Regions from separate parts of the Homo sapiens genome. Here all the other regions are linked to region 1. The links are chromatin contacts, found by Hi-C or POLR2A ChIA-PET in ENCODE. All regions are on one chromosome and are shown on one strand. The core of a region is the stretch at or near the end of the contact, and the rest is flanking DNA. Distances in the headings are between cores, read along the strand shown. Region 1 holds the start of SELENOK (selenoprotein K). Region 2 overlaps PXK (PX domain containing serine/threonine kinase like). Region 3 holds the start of PXK (PX domain containing serine/threonine kinase like). Region 4 overlaps SLMAP (sarcolemma associated protein). Region 5 holds the start of DENND6A-DT (DENND6A divergent transcript).

The links. Hi-C counts contacts between places; a loop is a spot of excess contacts on that map. ChIA-PET counts read pairs that join two places held with the same protein, here RNA polymerase II (POLR2A). Pooled maps may share reads with other maps.
Region 2: a pooled map shows a loop between it and region 1 (3-fold over the local background). The contact joins the enhancer-like site here to the promoter of SELENOK in region 1. A Hi-C loop is called at or near these places in 1 of 50 pooled maps.
Region 3: a pooled map shows a loop between it and region 1 (8-fold over the local background). The contact joins the promoter of PXK here to the promoter of SELENOK in region 1. A Hi-C loop is called at or near these places in 5 of 50 pooled maps.
Region 4: a pooled map shows a loop between it and region 1 (15-fold over the local background). The contact joins the enhancer-like site here to the promoter of SELENOK in region 1. A Hi-C loop is called at or near these places in 4 of 50 pooled maps.
Region 5: a loop to region 1 is called in a map of naive thymus-derived CD4-positive, alpha-beta T cell, with 15 times the contacts of the local background. The contact joins the promoter of DENND6A-DT here to the promoter of SELENOK in region 1. A Hi-C loop is called at or near these places in 1 of 168 maps with a recorded cell type or tissue (naive thymus-derived CD4-positive, alpha-beta T cell), 1 of 37 single-sample maps with no recorded cell type and 9 of 50 pooled maps. POLR2A ChIA-PET finds 5 or more read pairs at or near these places in 1 of 52 experiments (CD4-positive, alpha-beta T cell).

Annotation. Positions count from the first base shown.
Region 1 is chr3:53,890,100-53,893,747 of GRCh38, reverse strand. SELENOK (selenoprotein K) reads left to right here and starts at 1,889. Exons shown (of 5, transcript NM_021237.5): 1 at 1,889-1,978. The coding sequence starts at 1,960. RefSeq lists enhancers at 1,611-1,910, 1,801-2,701.
Region 2 is chr3:58,348,292-58,351,939 of GRCh38, reverse strand. All of the region lies in intron 1 of PXK (PX domain containing serine/threonine kinase like), which reads right to left. Among named protein-coding and RNA genes, the nearest start is that of PXK, 17 kb to the right of the region's middle. RefSeq lists an enhancer at 2,155-2,434. Within about 2 kb of position 2,004, at least 9 of the 41 ENCODE cell types and tissues checked have a DNase peak (open chromatin) inside an H3K27ac peak, as active enhancers do.
Region 3 is chr3:58,331,169-58,334,816 of GRCh38, reverse strand. It overlaps PXK (PX domain containing serine/threonine kinase like), which reads right to left and starts at 1,925. Exons shown (of 18, transcript NM_017771.5): 1 at 1,727-1,925. The coding sequence starts at 1,828. RefSeq lists silencers at 1,081-1,375, 1,622-2,151.
Region 4 is chr3:57,804,264-57,807,911 of GRCh38, reverse strand. The region is part of intron 2 of SLMAP (sarcolemma associated protein); the gene reads right to left. Among named protein-coding and RNA genes, the nearest start is that of SLMAP, 50 kb to the right of the region's middle. Within about 2 kb of position 2,016, at least 5 of the 41 ENCODE cell types and tissues checked have a DNase peak (open chromatin) inside an H3K27ac peak, as active enhancers do.
Region 5 is chr3:57,691,545-57,695,192 of GRCh38, reverse strand. DENND6A-DT (DENND6A divergent transcript) reads right to left here and starts at 1,988. Exons shown (of 2, transcript NR_135550.1): 1 at 1,851-1,988; 2 at 1-1,377. DENND6A (DENN domain containing 6A) reads left to right here and starts at 2,116. Exons shown (of 20, transcript NM_152678.3): 1 at 2,116-2,411. The coding sequence starts at 2,175. RefSeq lists silencers at 2,117-2,216, 2,327-2,566 and an enhancer at 2,288-2,788.

The sequences.
Region 1 (3,648 bases), core at 640-3,139:
TTTGGCAATTGGAGAGATTTTAAGCAATTGTCAAAAAATTGTCTAAAAAAATCTCATTCAACCAACCAACAAATATCTGAGCACCTACTACTTGCCAAGAACTATGACAGACCTTGAAGATATAAAAGACAATAAGGCAGACAGGATTCCTGACCTCTTACGTCTTATATTTTCTTGAAGACAAGAGACAAATCAATTATCAGACAGTTTCACAATGTGAATTACTATGAAGAAAATAAACACGGAGATGAGTGGCCAGGGAAGGGCACCCAGAAGTGGTGACAACTAAGCAGAGGGCTAAAGGATAAAATGAGCTGGATGTGCAAGGAGTCCGAGGAAGAGGGTTCCAGGTAGAGGGACAAGTATGGGCAGAGTCCTGGAGGTATCAGTAAAACCCGGGGTGTTCACAAACTAAAACAACAATGTTGCCAGAGCATAATCTGGGTGGGGGTGTTCATAAACTAAAACAACAATGTTGCCAGAGCATAATCTGGGTGGGGAGATGTGGCTGGAAGTACAGTGAGAGGAGCAATCAAGAGGACAAGTCACCTTGGGCCTGCAGGCCATGACAAGGAACTGGATTTTAAGAGCAATAGGAAGTCACTAAATTTTAGTGTCCAAAAGGTTTTAGGCAAGGGAACGAGATGATCTCCGTTTTAAGATCGATCTTGCTACAGTTTGTAAAACTGCCTAAGGATGGTAAAAGACTGAACCTGAGATTTCATTTAGAAGGAAACTAGCGTAGAGCAGGTGAGAGATGATGGTGGCATGGTCTAGATTAAGAAAGGCCCTTGGGAAAATTAACGGCCCTGCCCTAATATTTTTGCAGAAATGATCCTTTATGATTGTGCTGCACAAATCCCAAATGAGGTGAAGGATGTTGTCTTGTCCTATTATGAACTTTTCTGGGGAAAATGCTCTCTCCAAAATCAACATAAAATTAGATCTTTGTCAGTTCTAAGTATTAGAACATAAAATCTTAACCAAAGTTGTTAAACTCAAAATAGATTTTCAGCATGTAATTTTCATTTTCTGGAAGGTGATTAGGAATCTTTCCAAAGAGATGACACATGGCTTGAGAACTGGGGGCGGGAAGTCAAAGGAAGCAGCCATTAGGTCTCCACGCTGAAAGAATAGCTAAGTGCAGAGGCCTTGAGAAGGGAATGAAATGGCCACGTTCAAGGAACAGAGGCAGCCCACTGGCTGTAGCAGAGTAAATATCCATGGTATGTGGTCCACATTTACTGAATGTCCAAGACATGTCTTCTAATTCGTCTGTCACCAAAGTGGTCATAAGCAGTCGCCATCAATAAGAAACAAGCAGAGAAAGGGCCTACAGTTCAATTTATTTTTCAGTTGCCTCACAAAAGGCTAAGAAAAACTTAGTTTCTGGTGAACCCAGGTAGACATGCTCATTTTAAAGAGAATGAATATATCTAGGAAGAGCCTGGCAGTATATTCCCAAAGGCGTGACAATAAAGTTCCTTAACGTGTAGTCAGCACCCTCAAACGTCAACACGTCTGGAAAATTCGGAAGCGTTTCCTCCTGTCAGCGGCCCTTCAAGCTACCTCATACAGGGCAGCCTCTCCTACCCAGACCCGGAGCCTATCAATCGACGAGAAAACAGCTTCCCCTCACTGGGCGGTGCGAACCAACTCTGCACGATCAAGTCGGATAGAGGACTGGCAACCGCGGGCACTACAGGGCAGTCCTTAACGTCATATCCGGTTGTCAGCTCGGCCGCCTCCGCCTAACCAGAAGTCGCAGATGTGACGATGCAAAAACGCCCGTCGGGGGCGCGTCTCTTTCAGCAGCCAATGGGCTCTGCCCACCTTCGTCCTCGTCAGCATTTTGTCTAATCGCGGCCTGTGACGCTCGAAGGGCGGGGAGCAGAGGGAGATACAGAAACCGACAGGGGCCAGGCGCCCGGTGGCTCCGAAGCGGGGAAGTGGGACAAGATGGTTTACATCTCGAACGGTAAGTTGAGAGCGGGCTGTGGCTTCGACCGGTGACTTGTAAGATCGGACTCCAGGTTCCTTTCATCGTCGCTCGCTGAGTCTTGAGCCCGGTGCGGCTTCCCCGGGCTTAGCGCCCCGCGGCCGGGCGGAGCTGGACCGAAGTCGCCTCGGCTTGCGGCGCGTCAGCCGATGGTCTCTGAGCCGGCAGTCGGGGGCCGAGGTCCCGCCGGCCTCACGTTGAGTACTGGGAGCCCTGCAACCCCGCCTTCGTGCAGCAAGCGCTTGATTGTGGATTTGCGAGGGTGGTCTTTCCTCTCTCGGGTGTCGGTATCCTTAAAACTAGTAAGGACAATGATGCCGACGCTGTACACGTAGCGCTTGTGCCCTGGACAGTGTTTCAGTTATTTGCTTATCGTCACATTCAATCCTGTTTTACGGGTGGAAACTCTGAGGCTCAGATAGATTAAATAGCTTGCCTGGGCTATTTAAGTCACAGAGGTAACTTAATGGCTGAGTCGGGATTCGATCACAGGTAGGCTGACGTCAGCGTCCTTGTTATCTGTTATGCTGCCTCTGTCTACAACGTGTAAAAAGACCGAGCCGACCTAGGATGATAATTAGATGAAAGCTTTGCATAGGCTTTTTCCCCAGGAAAGGGTAGCTAGTCAAACATGGAATTTTTTGCTCGAATTTCAAGGGGCATGGGAAGAAGTACTATCTTCCCCTAGGAGCAAGTTAATTATTACCGGAATGGAGAATCCGAGAGACTTAATTCTGCGAACCCACAAAGAAGATGACCGGAAAGGAAGGACATGACTGTGTCAGATCAGTGCTAGAGCTGCCTGCCCACCTGTTTGACTCAGGTGAAATTCTTTGGTACAGTCTTAACAAGGAGTTGTGGATCATTGGAACTAGGTCTTGGTTCTATTTGAGTCATCTGTTTTTCTCCAGAGACGAGTAAGGTAGTCAGTGAGGAGCCTTCTGGCTGACTGCACTTTTGCATTTCTTGACTTTTAAAAATCTCCCCTTCTCATCTCCCACTTAAAAATCTTTGAAACAAGTAGATTGATGGACACTACAGAAAAGCATCAAAATTTCATCTTAGTTTTGGGCGCTTTCAGACTTTAGTCTGTTTTATAGCCTGTTTTATAGCCTTTGTGATATAAGCTTAAGGCTGGAAGCTTCTGTATGAATTATTGAATAATTCCTTGTATTTGTTGTGTCTTACTGTGTTCGCATTATTTCATTTGGTCCACATAAGTAGCCGATTAGGACTCTTTATCGTACTTTAAAAGTTGAGAAACACAACTGCATTCAAACACCTTACTTCTCTCTGGGGATATTGGTGGAAGGGACATTCTGCCTTAAGAAAGGGAAAGTGGAAAAGCAAGATAGAATCACAGAGGAAGAAATGACAGGTTCCAATTAGATCCACCTTCTTAGGACTGTATTATCAGCACTTGACAAAATCTTTCTCTTGCTGTCAGATGACTTTTTTTTTTCCAAAAATCTTATGTGATGGCTAGCCCTGGAATACTTTTTGTTGGAGAAAGAAAATGTCACATCAGCCAACGAAGCAGAGCTAGTAAGAGGCAGAGAACTAAGCCTGTCACCCACCCTCTAAACTTTTGTAGCCCCTTGCTCTCAGTAGCACAGTGAGAGCTTAGATCCAAGTGGGTATCTGAAATT
Region 2 (3,648 bases), core at 755-3,254, 4.5 Mb before region 1:
GTAACTGTTTTCTTCCCTGCTAAGAAAATAGCAAACACAAAGTGTCTGCAGGTGAGTATATCACGACTCTAATCAGCAAGCACAGAAGACGGTGGCAGCACTGTGAAGAGCACCCAGAAAAAACAAAAAGCAGCCATTCTCTTTAAATATGAGAAACAATTGTATCAGTCTCTGATTTCTAAGAAGGAGTACCATGACTCCAGCCTCTGTTGTCCTAGATTCTATGCCCACTTTTGGCTATTTTTTTTTTCCTACGTTTTTCAGGTTATCCTCAATGAGCATAAATTATTTTTACAATCAGGAAAAACAATTTTTGGAAAAGTTTCTCAGTTTGCTACACATGTAATTTAAAACATGATACTTTAAAATAAGAAATCCTGGCCAGGCACGGTGGCTCACACCTGTAATCTCAGCACTTTGGGAGGATGAGGCAGGTGGATTGCATGAGCCCAGGAGTTCAAGACCAGCCTGGGCAACATGGTGAAACCCTGTCTCTACAAAAAATACACACACACACACACACACACACACACACACACACACAAATAGCTAGCTGTGGTGGCGCACACCTGTAGTCTCAGCTATTTGGGGGGCTGAGGCGGGTGGATCACTGAAGCCCAAGAAGGATCATTTAAGCCCAGGGAGATGGAGGCTGCCGTGAGCCGTGATTGCACCACTGCACTCCAGCCTGGGCGATAGAGTGAGACCCTTTCTTGGAAAAATAAAATAAATTAAATAAGGAATCCTGAGTAATAAAGATTGAGATCATCTGAGCTTGGGTAAGAGCCTGGTATGTTATCAATGATAAATGCACCTTTTTTCCTTTGACAAGGGAGCTTTTGGTCATTTTACTACTCATCAGTACTTTCTGTGCTGGGGAGACTGGGAAAACAGAAGATGAAAGTAAAGTAAAGGAGCTCTTCTACTTGTAACAGGGCTGCTAAAGCATTTAGTGGGAGAGAAGCTTGAAACTATAGGCTGAAGTCAAGCTAGAAGTCCCTACTGGTTTTAATAATGGTCACCATCACTTAGGATAACGTACATATAAATCTATCCTTCCTACTCTGAGAAGGTTGCTGTGTCATCCTGAGACACTAGCTCCAATTTCATAACCAACTGTGGAAGTGACCACAGTACACATGCCATGCAGACACATATCTTCAGAGAGGGAGGTATAACTGCTCTGCTTATGGGGCACTTACTCTCTGCCTTCTAGCCCTCAGTTTACTCCATCTCCCAACAATGTCTGAAGGGAGGCGTCACTACATCTCTTATACAACAAAAACCCTGAAGCTCAGAGAGGGTAGATGCCTTAAACAAGGGCGCACCACTAGTATGTGATGAGAATAGACTCCACCCCAGGCCAGTCTGACCCAGGGGCACAGCGGTTCCTACCTTCTATGCCCTTGGACACAATACTTTCACATGCTCCAAGGACTCATTTTGATGAACAGAGTGCAGCTGGACAGGCAGAACCAGTCTATCAAGTCAGGGGGAAGCTGACAGGGTGAAGGGCAGAGTAAGGACAAGAACCCGGGCCTGGAGAATATGAGTTACTATAGCAATAGAGCTCTCAGAATACCACAACCACCTGGTTTTAATACCCCTATACTTTGCAGCCTACCTCCTACTACATGGACACAAACTGCTGGAGCTGAATGTAATGTGAGCACCACCTAGAAGTTATGTACAAGTAAGAAACTATTTTTTCTCCAAAATGTTAAGCAAGCCCCATAATGTACATTAGGCAGTTAAGAAGCAGTCGAAAGGAACATTTTTATAAGAACATGCCTAAAGTGGACATCAGGTTTATGTGATCCTCAGCAATTTGAATAGTAGTTAATTTCAGTTGTACAAAAACGGAACAGGGTCCTCCACAAAGCTGTTTTGCTTCTACACTGTGCTCCTGTTAAACTCCCCAAGGTACTAATAACGGTTGCACCTCAGTGAGCTTCCTTCCTGTGTGTTACTCTTAAAAACCACAGAGGCTCTGGGACTCAGTAGTCACAAAACCCCAATGGCTGCAGGGCTAGCAGGTTCTATCCGTTAAGCTCAGTCTTTCTCAACCAGTTCAGCAGTTTGAAGAGAGCAGTGACCTAAGGCTTGATATCCAATATGGTAGCCACTATGCACAAGGGACTACTGAGCTCTTGGAATGTGGATAGGGTGACGAAGGGACTGAATTTTTAGCTTAATTTTATTAGCCTAGTGGCTAAAATACTGGATAGTGTGCAGTTACAGACTGTTTATTTGCAGGTATAAACACAGATATTTATGAAAATGTGGCCAGGTGCTGTGGCTCATGCCTGTAATCCCAGCTCTTTGGGAAGCCGAGGAGGGTAGATCATTTGAGGTCAGCAGTTCAAGACCAGCCTGGCCAACATGGTGAAACCCCGTCTCTACTAAAAATACAAAAATTAGCCAGGCGTGGTGGCAGGAGCCTGTAATCCCAGCTACTCAGGAGGCTGAGGCAGGAGAATCGCTTGAACCGGGGAGGCAGAGGTTGCAGTGAGCCAAGATCACATCACTGCACTCCAGCCTGGGCGACAGAGTGAGACTCCGTCTCAAAAAAAAAAAAAAAAGATATTTATGAGAATGAAAGCATACTAAACATAGTGTGTTATGACTTGCTTTTTCTCTCACTTAATATAACATGGATCTCTCTCCATAACAACACATTTGGGATTTTATTTTTAATTTCTTTTGGAGATGGGGTCTGGCTCTGTCGCCCAGGCTGGAGTGCAGTGGTACAACCATAGCTCACTGCAGCCTTGAACTCCTGGGCTCAAGTGATCCTCCCACCTCAGCCTCCCTAGTAACTGGGGCTACAGGCATGAGCTACCATGCCTGGCAAATATTTTTAATGTCTGTATCTCTGCTGCCTAGTAGCCACAAGCAATATGTGGCTACTGAGCATCTGATATGTGGCTAGTCCCAATTGAGATATGCTGTAATTGTAAAATACACACCAGATTTCAAATACTTTTATGACAAGAGGAATGCAAAACATATTAATTAAAAAAAAGTACAGACAGGGTCTCACTCTGTTACCTAGGCTGGAGTGCAGTGGTGCAATCATAGCTCACTGCAGCCTCCACTGCCTGGGCTCAAGGGATTCTTCTACTCAACCTCCTGAGTAGCTGAGACTACAGGTATGCCACCACACCTGACTTTTTTTTTTTTTTAAGTTTTGTAGAGACTAGATCTTGCTATATTGCTTAGGCTGGTCTCGATCTCCTGGCCTCAAGCAATCCTCCCTCCTCAACCTGCCAAAGTGCTGAGATTACAGGCATTAGTCACTGCACCTAACATAGTAATAATTTTTATAATGATTCCATGTTGAAATTATAATATTTTGGATATATTGGGTTAAATATATTATTTAAATTAATTTCACCTGTTTCTTTTTACTTTTTTAACATGGCTACTAGAAAATGTAAAGTTACATATGTGGCTAGCATTATACTTCCATTGGACAGCACTGCCCTAAGGCCTCTGTCGTATGTAGTGAATTAACTCCATCCCTATGCAGCCAGAATGGAAGAACTGAGAAAACGGTCACACAAATCATTGTCTGGTTCTGTGGTTCAGAAGGAGACCACTAGCTTGTCCTCTTTCAACCAATGCTTAGTGGAGCCATCAATCAGG
Region 3 (3,648 bases), core at 676-3,175, 4.4 Mb before region 1:
GGCATAGTAAGGTTGAAGTTGGATTATTTAGTCATTTGATAAACACATTTGAAATCCTATCAAAAACCAGGGAATGAGACTCAAAAGTGAGGAAGAAGTGCCCCTCCTCTTGTAGCCTGGTGGAGACAAAAAGTAAAGAAGTAATTACAGGACAAACTAATCAAGATTAAGGTGTGGGTAGGCACATGGGCTGGGGCTGTAGAAATCATGAATGCTTCCTAGGGAAAGTAATTTGTGAGTATTTAGAAACATCTATCTCTTTATTTTCAATACAAAATAAACCTAAAGGACTCGACACTATTCCCTGAAAGGTTATAAGACTTACTTGCCAATAGTCAAGTCAAAAATCAAATTTAATAGCTGAATTACTCTTGACTCCCTATCCTAAATTTCAACCCTTATGCCATACTCCCTTTAGGCACAAATGATAGCAAGTTTAACAAATTCTGTCCTGTATGTGCCTTCTCACATGTCTACAGAATAGGATTAAAGACACACAGCGTGAAATAAATAGCCCTTTTTAAAAAGATAATAATTTTCTTAACTGGAAGTGAATGCTTTGAACAATTCAAGCCCTACAAAGCACGGCTGTCAGAAGAGGAAACTGAGGTTCAAAAAAGTCTCACTTTAATACAACAGAATAAAAGGTCTCTTTGAAGTCATCAGAAGAGCTTGAACGAAAAGAGAAACAGAAGGCTATTGTGAGCTTTAGCCTCCAGATGATGACCCCCCAAACACACTGCAATGGTAAACAAACAAGCCTCTGAGTCTGAATCTGATTCGGTGGACTGACAAAACATCACAATTGAAGGAATCTCTCTCCTCACTCATTACTTTTCCAAAAAAGTCCCACTAGCTGATAGCTCCAGGTTTCTTGCTGGTTCCTAGATTTATTGCTTGGAAATTATAATGCATAGTGGGCCTTTCAAAAAAAAAAAAAGGTACAAGCAAATGAAAACAACCACGGTTTTAAAGCCCCATAAAAGACCGTATATGTAGCAGAAATGAACCCTGCCAATGTTTACTATGAGGACCTATTACTCCTTTATGCTACTCGAGTGGATTTTAAACTCAAATGAATGCTACCACTGCCCACTAAAGAGCAAGTTAGAGAAGCACATTCATACACCTGCTTAACAGCGCCCCGACTGCCGCCCCCACCACTTCCCGGGACCAGGGCCAAGCGGCTGACCTGGAAACGGGGCTGCAGACCCCAGCCACTTACACTCTGCTGTCCCAACAAGTAGGCTCTGGAGTCACACTTCATTTGGCCCGGCACACCCTCATCCCCATCACCCAGACCCTCAGCTGCAAGGAGGAAATTACACGGCCTCAAAAAGGAAAAGGCTGGCGGCGGGCAGAAGTGGATGGTCCTGAGCGGTCTCGTTCCTGCTCCCCTAGTCCAAGGTGAGCCCGGGAATCCCGCAGCCCCCGCCCCCGCCCCCCAACTCGGAGTCGCTTTCCTGGTCGCCGCCGAGCTCCTTCCACCCCGCGGCGCCGGGAGCTGCGGTCCCCATCCTTGGCCCCTCCGGGCCTCAGCGTTCGCCTGGGCCCCAGGGGCCCTGACCCAGACCCAGCGGCGCGCCACAGCCTTCTCGGCCAGGGCCGCCCACCCTGTGGCCCGGTCTCCGTCCGACGACCCTGCCCGGCCCGCGCCAGGCAGCCCGCAGCCCCCTCGCGGCCCGGGGCCGCCCCACGCCGCCCGCCCGCCCGCTGGGCCGCGCACCGTGTGGGACTGCAGGCTCTGGCTCGCCTCGATGGCTGCTGTCAGCGGCACCGTGTCGTCCAGCAGCACCTTGCCGGCTGGCGGCTTCTCCATGAAGGCCATCCCGGGACGCCCGGCCGCCGCCGCCTAGGGACGCGAGGTAGGAACCCGAGGCGCCGACTCCCGCCGCCCGCCCGGTTCCACCGCCGCCGCTGTCAACACGCGCCGCCCCACGCGCCGCCGGGCCCGCGGGGTCCTAGCGCCGCCCTTCCCACGGCCGCCGCCCCGGAGTCCTAGCGCCGACCCAGCGCAGAACGTGTGGGGGCCGCCAGCACTGCCGCCCGCTGGCCCGCTCCTCCGCCTCGCGGCTGCCATGGGCCTGCGCTTCCCTGCTCCTCGCAGCCGCACCGCAGACCCGGTGCCCTTAGCTCCGGGCTTCGGACCAGGGAACACCACCCTAAGCCATCACTACCAGGATCCTCAGATCCAGAGACGCCTGGTCCTGAGCCCTGGGATCCAGGAATCTTCAGGGCGAGATTTCCAAACCAGGCCTCTCAGAACTGGGCTTTTCGGGGACCGTACCTCTTGAAACCCTCAGAACTGGATCTCTCTCATCCCCCAGGCCCAAGGACCCTAAAACTCAGAAAAAGGGCCTTTAGGATGGGACCCCCAGTCTGAGCCCTGCAAACCCAGAGACTTTCTGAAACAAGCCCTTCCTATTGAAACTTCACAGGGACTCTTGAACGTGGCTCCTCAGGCCTGAACACCTAAGAGCTGGACCCCATAATTGGAGGTCTTGGGCCCCAGAACCCTCAGACCCAAGCTCTAAGAACTGGAGACCCTATAAAATGGTCCAGAGACCCCTAGCCTCTACTCTTGGCCCCCACTGCGGGCTCAACCACATCCCTTAGACTTGGGAGTTTTTGATCCCACCATATGGACTAGAAGAACTTCAAACCAAGAGCCAAGCCAGAGAACCTTGGGATCAACTTCTCAGCCCTAAATCTGCCCACAGTCTGCCTGAACCCAAAGCCATAATCCTGGCACCACCTCATCCCCCCCATCTCCATATACACCTAGAAATTTCACCCACACTGCCCTCTCCTAGGGCAGCATTCCAGGATAGTGAAGAGTTAAATTTAGAATTGGAGGACCATCATCTCCATGGCTCTGGCATTTACCAGCTGTGTGATCTTCAATAAGTTACCCAACCTCTCTGAGTCCCAACTCCCCAATTTGCAAAGTGGAGATAATATTATTTGTATGAAAAGGTTAATACAAGGAATGCAGTAGACTGGGAAGGGGCTTGGCACATAGTAAAAACTCAAACGGTGGTCAGGCATGATCGCTCACGCTTGTAATCCCAGCACTTTGGGAAGCCAAGGTGGGTGGATCACCTGAGGTCAGGAATTTGAGACCAGCCTGGCCAACATGGCAAAACCCCCTCTACTAAAAATATAAAAATTAGCTGGGCATGGTGGCACGTGCCTGTAGACCCAGCTACTCTGGAGGCTGAGGCAGGAGAATTGCTTGAACCCGGGAGGGGGAGGTTGCAGTGAGCCAAGATCATACCACTACACTCCAGCCTGGGTGACAGAGTGAGACTCTGTCTCAAAAAACAAACAAAAAAACAGACAAACAAAAACACCTCAAACCGTGGTCAGGCATGATGGCTCACCTTTGTAATTCCAGCACTTTGGGAGGCTGAGGAGAGTGGATGGCTTGAGTCCAGGAGTTTAGCCTGGGCAATATGGTGAGACCCCGTCTCTACAAAAAAATTTTAAAAATACCTGGGCATGATGGCTCACACCTGTGGTCCCAACTACTCAGGAGGCTGAGGTGGGAGAGTTTTTTGAGCACAGGAGGTTGAAGCCGCAGTGAGCCATGATCATGCCACTTCACTCCAGCCTGGGTAACAGAGCAAGACCGTCTCCGGAAAAACA
Region 4 (3,648 bases), core at 767-3,266, 3.9 Mb before region 1:
AAAAAAAGCCTAGGACCAGATGGATTCACAGCCAAGTTCTACCAGAGGAACAAAGAGGAGCTGGTACCATTCCTTCTGAAACTATTCCAAACAATTGAAAAGGAGGGATTTCTCCCTAACTCATTTTATGAGGCCAGCATCATCCTGATACCAAAACTCTGGACACAACAAAAAAAGAAAACTTCAGGCCATCGATGCGAAAACCCTCAGTAAAATACTGGCAAACCGAATCCAGCAGCACATCAAAAAGCTTATGCACCACGATCAAGTTGGCTTCATCCCTGGGATGCAAGGCTGGTTCAACATATGCAAATCAATAAACATAATCCATCACATAAACAGAACCAATAACAAAAACCACATGATAATCTCAATAGATGCAGAAAGGCCTTCGATAAAATTCAACATCCCTTCATGTTAAAAACTCCCAGTAAACTAGGTGTTGATGGCACATATCTCAAAATAAGAGCTATTCAGGACAAACCCACAGCCAATATCATACTGAATGGGCAAAAGCTGGAAGCATTCCCTTTGAAAACCAGCACAAGACAAGAATGCTTCTCTCACCACTCCAATTCAAATAGGAAGAATAAACAGGCAACCTACAGAATGGGAGAAAATTTTTGCAATCTACCCATCTGACAAAGGTCTAATATCCAGAATCTATAAGGAACTTAAACAGATTTACAAGAAAAAAACAACCCCATCAAAAAGCAGGCAAAGGATATGAACAGACACTTCTCAAAAGAAGACATTTACGCGGCCAACAAATATATGAAAGAAAGCTCAACATCACTGATCATCAGAGAAATGCAAATCAAAACCACAGTGAGATACCATCTCACACCAGTCAGAATGTTGATTATTAAAAAGCTAAGAAACAACAGATGCTGGTGAGGCTGTGGAGAAACAGGAACACTTTTACACTGTTGGTGGGAATATAAATTAGTTCAACCATTGTGGAAGACAGTGTGGTGATTCTTCAAGGATCTATAACCAAAAATACCATTTAACCCAGCAATCACATTACTGGGTATACACCCAAAGGAATATAAATCATTCTACTATAAAGACACATGCACACATATGTTTATTGCAGCACTATTTACAATAGCAAATACATGGAACCAACCCAAATGCCCATCAATGATAGATTGGATAAATAAAATGTGGTACAGGCATGGTGGCTCATGCCTGTGGTCCCTGCACTTTGGGAGGCCGAGGTAGGTGGATCACTTGAGGTCAGGAGTGCGAGAACAGCCTGGCCAACACGGTGAAACCCTGTCTCTACTAAAAATACAAAAAAATTGGCCAGGCATGGTGGCATATGCCTATAATCCCAGCTACTTGGGAGGCTGAAGCAGGATAATTGCTTGAACCCGGGAGGCGGAGGTTGCAGTGGGCCAAGATTGTGCCACTGCACTCCAGTCTGGGTGACAGAGCAAGACTCTGTCTCAAAAAAAAAGAAAAGAAAAGAAAATGTGGTACATAAACACCATGGAATACTACGCAGCCATAAAAAGGAATGAGATCATATCCTCTGCAGGGACATGGGTGAAGCTGGAAGCCATCATCCTCAGCAAATACAGAAACAGAAAACCAAACACCGCATGTTCTCACTCATAAGTGGCAGCTGAACAATGAGAACACATGGACACAGGGAGGGGAACAACACACACCAGGGCCAGTTGGGGGGCAGGGGGCGAAGGGAGGGAGAGCATTAGGACAAATGGCTAATGCATACAGGGCTTAAAACCTAGATGACAGGTTGATAGGTGCAGCAAACCACCATGGCACATGTATACCTATGTAACAAACCTACACGTCTGCACTTGTATCCCAGAACTTAAAGTAAAATTTACAAAAAAAAAACAAAACAAACAAAAAAAAAACCCTGTTTTACCTACTAGCAAGAACAGAGAAAAGGAGCACTTGGCCCAACCCTGAGAATTAAGAGGATTCCTGAAGGAGCTGTCCCATGCTGAATCATTAAGGCTGAGTAAGAGTGAGTCAGGGGAAGTAGGGAGGGGACTTGAAACATCATGAAAAACAAAGGTAAGACACAACATAGTGTGGGGTTGGTAGGGGGAGTCAAGAGGACTAGTATGTGATGTATGAGACTGAGAATGACAGGAGATGAGGCTAGAGAGGTAAGCAGTCACCAAGCCTTTTAGGACATATCATGCAGTACAACCTTTATCATATAGAGAACTTGCGACTATAGGGTTTAGGCAGGGACATACTGAGATCAAACTGATATTTCATTCAATGAAGAAGTACCTTGAAGAGTACCAGACTAAAGAGTTGGAGACCAGTTAAGAGGCTACTGAAATAAATAATAAGGCCCTGAATTACGACAGTGTTAGAAGTAGTAAGAGGGGCTCAGTGACAGAAACTATGTGTTCAGTGATAAAGGCAGCAGTTGGTAGCCTGGGCTACTGGACAGATAATACCAGTATCTGTATTTGGAAATACTGCAGCAATGGTGGATAGTGAATGAATCACTTCAGTTTTGGATATGTTGCTTTTAGATTCACTATAAGGACATCTAGTAAGTAAAGGTAAGCAGACAGCAGAAAATTCAGACTCCAGGGTTCAATATATCTAAAAAGTATCCACATTTGAATGGTCACCAAAATTATTCTAATATATAAGATGATCCAAAAATAACACTAACAGGGAAAACAATGACTGAACATTTAGGAACACACATTTGAGGAAAACCCAGTGGGAAAAAAAATGCTTGAAGGAATTTCATAGTCAAAAAGGTAAAAGGAAAATCAGGAAAAGTACCATCCAAGAGGCCAGGGAAACAGTCAAGGGCTAATACCTCCAACCAGTATACAAAGAGAAACCATAATGACTTGAAAAAGCCAACAGAGATCACAAGAGATTAAAAAAAGTCACATCAGATAACAATCTAGACTCTCTAATTCTGTTGTATTAACTTTTTGAAAATTAGCAGAACCTACTGGGACATCTCTTTCTGAGGTCTTAAAGTAGTGAAGTCAATCTAGAGTACAAAAGACTAAAAGGATCAAACACAGATGTATCCCTACCTATAGGAGAAGATCATTTACAGTGATAGGAGATTATCTACAGTGAAGAAAATTATTAATATTATTGTAAGTAAATTGGTACTATATACTTTTTATTTTTATTTTTTTGATTCAGGGCTTCACTCTGTTGCCCAGGCTGGAAAGTAGTGACATGATCATGGCTCACTGCAGCCTCGACCTCCCAGACACAGGTGATGTTCCTACCTCAGCCTCCCAGGTAGCTGGGACTACAAGTGCACAACACTACACTCAGCTAATCTTTTGTATTTTTTGTAGAGATAAGGTTTCACCATTTTGCCCAGGCTGGTCTCAAACTCCTAGGCTCAAGTGACCTCCTGCCTCAACCTCCCAAAGTGCTGGGATTATAGGCGTGAGCCACCACACCTGGCCAATGTATTTTTAATAAGTCAAAACTTATTGTCAAGCACGATAAAACAAATAGAAAATTTTTATTTTATCATTCCTGACTTCTTAATCATCACACATTACCTTCTCACCTATGACTTCAAGTAAACTCAACTACTGACAGTATAAATGTCTTACAGCCCTATGTAACAACGAAAAGCATTTAAGCATGGATGATGTAGAA
Region 5 (3,648 bases), core at 739-3,238, 3.8 Mb before region 1:
TAGCTGGAATTATAGGTGTGTGCCACCATGCCCAGCTAATTTTTAATTTTTTTTTAAGAGACGGGGCCTCCCTATGTTGCCCAGGCTGGTCTCAAACTCCTGGACTCACGTGATTCTACCGCCTCAGCCTCCCAACGTGCTGGGATTACAGGTGTGACCCACTGTGCTTGGCCACAACTGGTGTTTTGAGATCATTAATAATTAATAATGAAGTAGCATCTGGTAAAATGTGTACATTAGGATAGCTTAGCTTTTCCCAACAGTCAGTGAGGTGAGTTAGTAATCATCACTCTCATTTACCAGAAACTGGGTTTTGGAGCAGCTTGCCTACCACGATCGTGGTAGATTCTAGCTGGCACTAGAATCCAGAACTTTTGACTTCCACGCCAGTGTTCTTTCTAATACAAAAGGCTACTGTTCTTTCCTAATACTGGGTTTAGAGCCTTACTTGATCGCAGAATACAGTTTTTCCTCTTTTAACCACAGCAGTTCTCTGGAGTAGGATGGCAGGCTACTTTGGCCAAAGACTTGGCCTCTAACTTAAGTGCTGTCCCTAAGTTCATTTTTGTCTAAAGGAAGTCTCCAGCAAACGTCACTACTGATGTCTGTGCATACTTGACCACCTCCTTGAAAACAGGGACGCTAACACTTGCTCCAAAAAAAAATTCTAAGAATGTTAAGAGGGCAGTATTTGTCAAATGGAATGGATTTCACTGGGCAGTGCAGCAAAATGCTTAAGTTCTGCCGTGTTTTTTGTTTTGCGTTGTTTTTTAGAGACACAGTCGCGCTCTGTTGCCCAGGCTGGAGTGCAATGGCTGTTCGCAGGCGCGATCATAGCGCGCTGCAGCCTGGAACTCCTGCTCAAGCGATCCTCCTTGAACTTAGCCGGCCTCAGCTTCCCAAGAACCTGGGACTACAGGCGTGACACCTCGCTGGTTTACTCATTTTTCTGTTGAGGTATTATTGTGTGTTTCCTACTTTTACTATGCTATTTATACTCAACATAGTAGGTGCTGAATAAATACTAGTTAGTATCCTGGCTGGTCCAATACTCAGTAAAAACTGATCTCAGAATACGAAGCTGCTTGAGACCAGGCCCTTGCCCCAGTGTTCAGAGATCCACAGGTTGCTGTGGAGGCCAATCTGCCCAACCTGGAGTTCCAGAAAGGTCTGGGGATGTGTGTTGAGTGAGTCACAGACAGCCAAACTAAGAAAGGAGGAGGTGGTAGGGTGGGGAGGCCTTGCTGGAGAAGGAACAGGTGAGTGAATGCACAGATCTCTGAATCAGCAAACTGAATGAGTGAACCGCAAGCCGATATCGGAGTTGTCATACTTGTTGGGCTAGTCATGTAACCTCCAGGACCTCCATTTCCTTATCTGTAAAAAGAAATAAATAGTCTACTTATTTGCGATTATGTGAAGATTCAATAAGGTAATATTTGTAAGTATTCGCACTTGTACTTGGCATATCAACTGGCACAAAGTAAGCGTTCAATGTTAGCCACCGTCACCATTATGCGTTCATATATTTTATTTTTATTTTTTTGAGACGGAATCTCGCTCTGTCGCCCAGGGTAGACAGAATACAGTGGCGCAATCTCAGCTAACTGTAACCTCCTGGGTTCAAGCGATTCTCCTGCCTCAGCCTCCTGAGTAGCTGGGATCACAGGCGCGCTCCACCACGCCTGGCTAATTTTTTCGTATTTTTAGTAGAGACGGGGTTTCACCATGTTGGTCAGGCTGGTCTCGAACTCCTGACCTGATGATCCGCCCGCATCGGCCTCCCAAAATGCTGTGATTACAGGTGTGAACCACCGCGCCCGGCCTACGCTTTCATAATTTAATAATACCTTATAATAATTATGAACTGTGTCATTCCACGAATAATTTATTCCCTGGTCGTTGACTGCGAACGAGGTTGACAAGGATTCATAAACAGCCATTTCAGTCCCAAAGAGCTTTTAGACAAGGAAGCCAGGACCGGCTTCACAATCCGAGACAAGCGGCAGCGTGACGTCCCCACGTCCGCTCCCAGGGTCACGTGACCCGCAGCCCCGCCCGGACTGAGTGGGTCCCCAGCGGCTGCGACAGCAGCGTCTGCGCCTGCGCGGAGGCAAGCGCGCTCTGCGGCGCGGTCCGCTGTGGAGGCGGCGCGAACGGTCAGGGGGCGGCCGATGGCTTTGAGGGGCCCTGCGGGCTTGGGGCCCGGCTCTCGAAGGCCGTTGGACGAAGCGGTGGCAGGGGCCGAGGGCCGCGAGGCGCCGGCCCTTGTGGCGGCGGGAGGCGCGCCAGAGGACGATGAAGAGGACGATGGCCGTGGCCGGGGCCTGCTGCGCTGGGACAGCTTCTCCGCCTGGCTGCACTGCGTGTGTGTGGTGGGCTTCGACCTGGAGCTGGGCCAGGCCGTGGAGGTGAGGCCCGGCCCCGCCCTTTCTCGGCGCTCCTCCCCTGCGCCGGGGCGGCTGCAGCAAAGCCAGCGGCCCGCGGGCTGACCGGCCAGGACCCTGTCCGCGGCGCATCCGGGCGTGGCCAGTCTCCCCTCCCGCGCTCTTTCGGGCTGCGGTCCTACGGCACTTCCCGTGGGAGGATCTTGGGCTGCGGCTAGGGGTGAAAAGTTCTCTCTAGGCCCCTCCTAAATACTTGTTGATGTTCATCCTGTTCTTTCTTTATTTCTTTTAAACGCAGAGTCACAGAATTAACTAAAAGGGTTAGTAGCACCCACCCGGAGAAGCCCGCAGGCAGGATGTTTGTTTGGTACTTTTTCAAGAACAATGCCCATAACAGATGATGAACTCTAGTAGCCGAACTTGCACAACCAAGTTTTAAGGCTCAGATTGTTTTAGTCATTTGCAGTAACTGTTTGAGCGTTTCCCTCAGCCTGAGTCGAAATGCTTATCTCAGCACGCATTTTCTCCCTTTCCTCCTTTTGTGCCTCATTTCTGTTTTTTTTTTTTTTTTTTTTTGAGACGGAGTTTTTGCTCTTGTTGCTCAGGCTGGAGTGCAATGGCGCGATCTTGGCTCACCGCAACCTCTGCCTCCCGGATTCAGGCAATTCTCCTGCCTCAGCCTCCCGAGTAGCTGGGGTTACAGGCATGCGACCATGCCCGGCTAATTTTGTATTTTTAATAGAGACGGGGTTTCTCCATTTTGGTAAGGCTGGTCTCGAACTCCCGACTCAGGTGGTCTGCCCGCCTAGGCCTTCCAAAGTGGTGGGATTACATGCGTGAGCCACCGTGCCCGGCCTCATTTCTGTTATTTTTTTTTATGTTGCCTCTGGAACAGTTGGTGTGAAACTACTGTCAAGATGAATATAGGGAACATCATTTGCTTGTCAATCAGTCAACTTTTCCATTCTTATGTATGGCCCCTTACCGAAAGGCTTTAGAAACATCTATTCTTGACGTTGTTGAAGGTCTTTTTAGCATAAGGAATTGCTTGCTTTCATGTGTCCAAGGAAATTGTTATCAGAAGGGCGTTTGTTTAGACGTTTTGGTTTTGGTTTTTTTTTTTTTTTTTTTTTTTTGGTATTGGTGACAGATTTCGATTTCATTAATACTGTAGTGGCCTGGTTGACTAAGAAAATTGGCTAGGGGTAGTTTTCTTAATGCGAAGCTACTGCTTTCGTATTCGGCCTGCCTTCTGGATGTT